Linked DNA regions of Homo sapiens: region 2 is linked to region 1. The links are chromatin contacts, found by Hi-C in ENCODE. All regions are on one chromosome and are shown on one strand. The core of a region is the stretch at or near the end of the contact, and the rest is flanking DNA. Distances in the headings are between cores, read along the strand shown.

Region 1 (2,886 bases), core at 245-2,744:
CCCTATGCTTAGGGGGCCTAGGGGGCCTAGCTGGCTTGATTTCAGAGCAGCAGAAGGTCTCTTCCCCAACACAACCCCTCTTCCCACACCCTGATCTCTGCCTCACGGACACCAGAGAGGCTTGTTACAGGGAAATAATAGACACACACTTTTAGCTTTCATGAAAAAGCAACTCTCTTCATTAGAAGAACCTCATCTTCCCTGGCTAACCATAGAAGTCTGGCAGGAGCTGCCAATCACAGACTCCACTTCTCTTGGCCAAGGGGGTGAGGGGGTAGATTTGGCATCCAGGCCGAATCAATCTCCCATCCCCTGTCCCATAAAACATGTGACACAAGCCAAGCCAATCAGAGTCCTTCCCTGGGACTGTTTTCCAGGTGAAGCTGACAGGAAGAGATCTTTTTCCCAGTTGGTCAGGACACTATAAAGAAGAGGCCTCAGAAGCAGATGGTGGCCATGTTTCCAGCCATATAGGAAAGAAGGGGGGAGATGGAGACCGATATACAGAGAGACAAGAGAGAGAGCGAGCTGGCATGCCAGTCAACAGCATTACATCCTTGGTTCCTGTCTTCCCTCTGGCAAGCTTTATTCTTGCCCTTTCTAGACATGTAAACCAATAAATCCCTTTTTATTTACTTGAAATAATTCAAATTGGTTTCTATTAGTTGCCAACAATAGGGTCCTAAAATATAAGCCTATAATTTCACCACTGAAGTTCAAGGTAAAGCTACAAATCTTCCTGGGAGAGGTGATTCATGGGTCTAAATTGTTACTAAAGTATAAATGACTGATAACAGATCCTTTCTTAAGAGGAGACTATAATTACGAGCTTATCTGAAAACAGACAAAGCACCATACAGCTAGAAGTAAAGACAGTCAAAACGTCTGGTAACCTTCACCTATCAGCACATAAGTTTTTTTTAAGATTAGAATCTTCAGTCACCAATGTGCTGAGTTTGCTGGGTCTGGCACCCAGTATGGGGTTCAGTCAATATCGTAAAAGGGAAGAAACAGAAGCAAGGGAAAGTGGAAAGAAAGGAAGAGTGGGGGAAGGAGGAAGGGGAAAAAAAGAAAAGAAAAAAAGAGGGAAGGAGACGGGAAGAGGAGAAGGAAGGGTGATGAGGGAGGAAGAAAAGAGAGAAGGAAGGCTTGAAGGGAGGCAGTAAGGAGGGAAGAAAGAAAGGAAGGAAGGAGGAAGGAAGGGAAGAAGGGAAAGAGAAAGAAAGAGAGGGAGGGAGTAAAAAGAAGGGAGGGAAGTGGAGACGGAGGGAGAGACACACAGAGACAGAGACAAGACAGACAAATTGAGGGGAAAGGGAGGAAGGAAGAAAGACGAGAGTCTGAGCGGTGGATCCCGCCCCGGCCCCGCCCTCGGCCCCGCCCCCGGCCCGCGAGCTGCAGCACCACCTCCGGTCGCCAGGGGCCGCCACCCGCAGCCGCCGGCACCCTGTGCGCGCGGCGGGCCTTCTTTCCCGCCTCTGCGCCGGCCGCGCGCCCCCCCCGCCGCCGCTCTCGGGCTCCGGCCGGGTCTCGCGCGCCGTCTTCTCGAGAGGGGCATCGCGCCGCCCGGCGCGCGCCGCCCCCCTGCCTCGCGGCGCGGGGTCTCGCGGGCCCCGCTCCCGCCCTCCGCTCGCCTGGCCCGGACCGGAAGCGGCGCCGCACGGCCTGGGCCTGGCGCGGGGGGCGGGCACCGGGGCCCGGTCGGACATGGGCAAGAAGCACAAGAAGCACAAGTCGGACAAACACCTCTACGAGGGTGAGGAGGGGGCCGGGGTGCGGGCGGCGGGCCCTCGGCGGCTCTGCCGGGCTTCCGCTCTTTCCCAGTGGCTCCGGGGCGGCCCGGGGCCCTTCCTTCCCACGGCAGGCCCAGGCCGGCGAAGGGGGCGCGTCCTGCCGGAGGCCGCGCTGCCCCCCGTGCGGCCGCGGCATTCGAACCCGGGTCCCCCTGGTCCGGTGGGTCTCTGGTGGGGAGACGTGAGGCGGGCCCGGGAGGCCTGGGAGCGTTCGGGGCGGGCGGCGCCGCCGCACCCCCGGGCCGGGGTCCGTCATTCAACAGGTGCTTCGCGGAGCGCCCAAAGCCGCCTCGGGCTTGCTGCGCCTTGGCGCTCTGCATCCTTAGCACTCCCTGGAGAGCCCCGATTTTAATCGACGCGCTTTCCTTTCTTTTCTTTTCTTTTTTTAAGAGTATGTAGAGAAGCCCTTGAAGCTGGTCCTCAAAGTAGGAGGGAACGAAGTCACCGAACTCTCCACGGGCAGCTCGGGGCACGACTCCAGCCTCTTCGAAGACAAAAACGATCATGACAAACACAAGGACAGAAAGCGGAAAAAGAGAAAGAAAGGAGAGAAGCAGATTCCAGGGGAAGAAAAGGGGAGAAAACGGAGAAGAGTTAAGGTACAAGTGGTTACATTGCTTTGGCTTTGCGGACGGCACTGCCTCTTCCAGGTGCCAACCTCATTTTATTTTCTTTGTATCTGGGGAAAACAAACGCCTCTAAGATCTGGCTCGTTTGAGGAGGAGCAGGACAGAATAGAGACATGAATCATCTATGAGTTTCAGCAAGTCGTTTTTGGATTATACTCTTAGGCAATTGTACTCGCACATCAGGTGAGGAAGCAGCTAAGTCCAAATTTTGAGGAGCTGCTTCAAAGAATGGTTTTTCCATCTAGGCAGGGTAAAAAGTCATGCTCAAGAAAGCCTCAGTGTTCAAGGATTGTCAAAAATAGTCATTTCAGAAGCGAGTGGGATCTACTGGGGTTTAAAGTTTGTTCTGAAATAAATATTATAATGCCAAATCTGTAATGAGCAACTTTAAATCTTTTAAAACAGTGTTGTAGTGTGTTGAGAAAATTTGGTCAGAAACCTGTAATGGAGATTGATATTCTTAA
Region 2 (2,886 bases), core at 179-2,678, 7.8 Mb before region 1:
TTGAATAGGAAAAAGGAGACACCCTTGGGAAGGTGGGGTGGAGGGGTTGGGGGTGGCTCCTAGTTAAGCTTGGAGGATAGAAGGAACCAAAAGACGGATGCACGGTGGTCTCAGGGAGGGAGGAATGAGCAGAGAAAGGCCCTAGGCCTGGAAATAATCATATTGAACACATGCTATCCTAATAGTGAACACCATCCTAAGTGTTTCACATGGTTTACCTTGTTTAATTCTCCTTGCAGCCCTGTGAAGTGAGCGTTATTACTGGTTTTATGCTGTAGAATCTGTGACACAGAGAGGTTGAGTAATTGCCCTAAGGTCACACAGCTTCTAAGTAGCAGTGCTGGATAGATCTGACTCCACAGACTGTGCTCTTAGCTGTGTCAAGCAGGAAGGCCCAGGGTTTCATCCAGAAAACAGAATGTGAAAAGGGACTGGAATGAAAGCAACCTGTACTGGGTGCAGAGGTGCTGTCGATAAAGGATGAGGGATGGGAAAGGAAGACAGAAGAAAGGCCTAGAAGATCAAAGGAGAAGGGTGTTCAAGGCTGCAGGCAGCACTGGAAGCCAGGCCAGCTCAGTTGACCACCTACTCTGGGCACATCCCCAACCCAGCCTGTCCCTTCAGGTCGGATTTGCAATTCTCCTGCTCTCCCTCCTCCTAAACACAAACAGGAGATTTACACTCTCAAAGTCTCTCCCCACAAATGACTTATTAATCACAAAGGGAAAAATTGTAACTTTGCAGTGGCACAACCTGGTCAATGCCAGCTTAACCAAGTGACCAAAGTGGATATTCAGGGAAGGCTCTGGAAGGGCATTTGGGGGAAGTGTAGAAAGGTTTTGTGAGGAGCACTCTGAATGACGGGGGTAGGAAGCCTTGGGGACTGAGGAGTCTACCCTAACAGGGCAGGGTCCAGAGGGGGAAGGAGGGGTATGTCTCGGGGGAAGGGAGAAGTATTGAGGTGGGGGAGGTTCTGAGGTTTGAGTGAGGCCCTGGGGAGGGACTTGACAGTTTGGGTGACAGGAGGGTCAGAATAGGGTCAGTATGGGATGTGTTGGGTGGGTAAAAGCTGGGTGAGTGCAGGGCTGGGGATAGGGTCTCCAAGGACAGTGAAAGGGTCGGGAGTCGCGGGCGAGGGCTCTAGGGCAACGGCCAGTGGAAGGGGGGGCTCCTGTGGCGTGAAGTCAAGCCAGCCCGAGGGTGAGGCGATTTGGACAGTCCGACCTGTGGCGGCGGGAGGGCGAGGGTGGCGGAGGGCGCGAGGTAGGCGGCGGGGCGTGCCGGGGCGGGGCCGGGGCGGGGCCGGCACCGCCCGGCGGGTCCCCCCGCGCTCCAGGGGGCGCTGTGAGCCTGGGCGGCCCCAGGCCGGGCGGCGGCCGCTCCCAGTGAGCGCGGCCCCTTTTCCGGGTTTCCTCCGCCTCCTCCTCCTCTCCTCCTTCTTCTCCGCTGCCGCCGCCGCTGCCCCTTTCCCGGCCGGTGGCTGCCGCTGCCGGTGCCGCCGCCGCCGCCTCCTGGGGGCCGCGAGCCGAGCGGAGACCGCCGCGGAGCGCGAGCGCCGCCCGCCCCGCCGCCCCGCCGGCCGCTCCAGGGCCGGGCCGGCTCGGCCGGCGCCCCCCGCGCCCCCAGCCCGCCCGCCCCCGCGGGCCCGGCCTGGCGCGGCCGCCCGCCGCCGCGCTCCTCCTCCTCCTCCTCCAGCGCCCGGCGGCCCGCTGCCTCCTCCGCCCGACGCCCCGCGTCCCCCGCCGCGCCGCCGCCGCCACCCTCTGCGCCCCGCGCCGCCCCCCGGTCCCGCCCGCCATGCCCGGCCCGGCCGCGGGCAGCAGGGCCCGGGTCTACGCCGAGGTGAACAGTCTGAGGAGCCGCGAGTACTGGGACTACGAGGCTCACGTCCCGAGCTGGGGGTAAAGCCGTCGCCGCCCCCCGCCGGGCCCGCTGATCCCTGCCCCCGCCCGGCCACCCCCTGCGAACCGCACTCGGGCCCGGTGGTGTCTCCCGCCGACCCCTCCGCGGGCCCGCAGGGAGGCAGAGGTCCCGCTCTCGCACATGTCCTCGTCTTCCTCTTCCCTCCCCTTTACCCCCGTTTCGTCCCTTTCTCCCCGCTTTGCGCACCCCTTTCCCCCAAGGAATGCTTTTTTACTCGGGGAGAAGTGTGGGGTCCAGGGATCGACGCCGGGTGGAAGTGAGGGAGCTGCCCTTCCTCACACTTCTGGGTTTCCACTGGGGTGGGAAGTCAACAGCTGTCCTTTGGAGCTATTAAAATGCCCTGCCTTTTAGGTTTTCTGAGATGAGGTGGTGGGAGGAAATTTCTTAAAGACGTCCAGATTTTTAAAACAGGCATTGTCTACCTTGAAGATGTGAAACGAGAAGCAGGTGCTGGGGAGCCGCGGGGCACAGGGGGCACCCTCTAGGCCTTCAGGACGGGTGCTTTGCTCGCCCCTCTGGATTGGCTCAGAGCGTTGCCTTCCTGCCCCATCTTCCCAAGTTAGGAGAGACCAATTAGGTTAGGAGCTCTGCAGAGTGAAGGGAGCCAAGATTATGTCGTGGCTTTCATTTAGGGAATGAGTTGTGACGTGATGTATAGACACTTCCAAGTGTTTGCCTGGTGGAAGCGGCTGAATGACGTGTACAGTGGGCATAGGCTTGGTTAACCCCCAGTCCTGGCATTTATGTGTGTGTCTTCCTTTTACAGTAATCAAGATGATTACCAACTGGTTCGAAAACTTGGTCGGGGAAAATATAGTGAAGTATTTGAGGCCATTAATATCACCAACAATGAGAGAGTGGTTGTAAAAATCCTGAAGGTGAGTGTCCTATGAGTGGTATGTAACATTTTCCTCCCCACAGGGCAAAAGTTTGTAAGGTACCCCAGTCACATTCTATAATGGG

Evidence for each region. Hi-C counts contacts between places; a loop is a spot of excess contacts on that map. Pooled maps may share reads with other maps.
Region 2: a loop to region 1 is called in a pooled map, with 16 times the contacts of the local background. The contact joins the promoter of CSNK2A2 here to the promoter of BRD7 in region 1. A Hi-C loop is called at or near these places in 4 of 50 pooled maps.

The regions. Positions count from the first base shown.
Region 1 is chr16:50,367,596-50,370,481 of GRCh38, reverse strand. BRD7 (bromodomain containing 7) reads left to right here and starts at 1,494. Exons shown (of 17, transcript NM_013263.5): 1 at 1,494-1,756; 2 at 2,184-2,392. The coding sequence starts at 1,708. RefSeq lists silencers at 1,316-1,565, 1,596-2,105.
Region 2 is chr16:58,196,648-58,199,533 of GRCh38, reverse strand. It overlaps CSNK2A2 (casein kinase 2 alpha 2), which reads left to right and starts at 1,428. Exons shown (of 12, transcript NM_001896.4): 1 at 1,428-1,901; 2 at 2,690-2,801. The coding sequence starts at 1,798. RefSeq lists silencers at 1,075-1,204, 1,255-1,524, 1,925-1,994.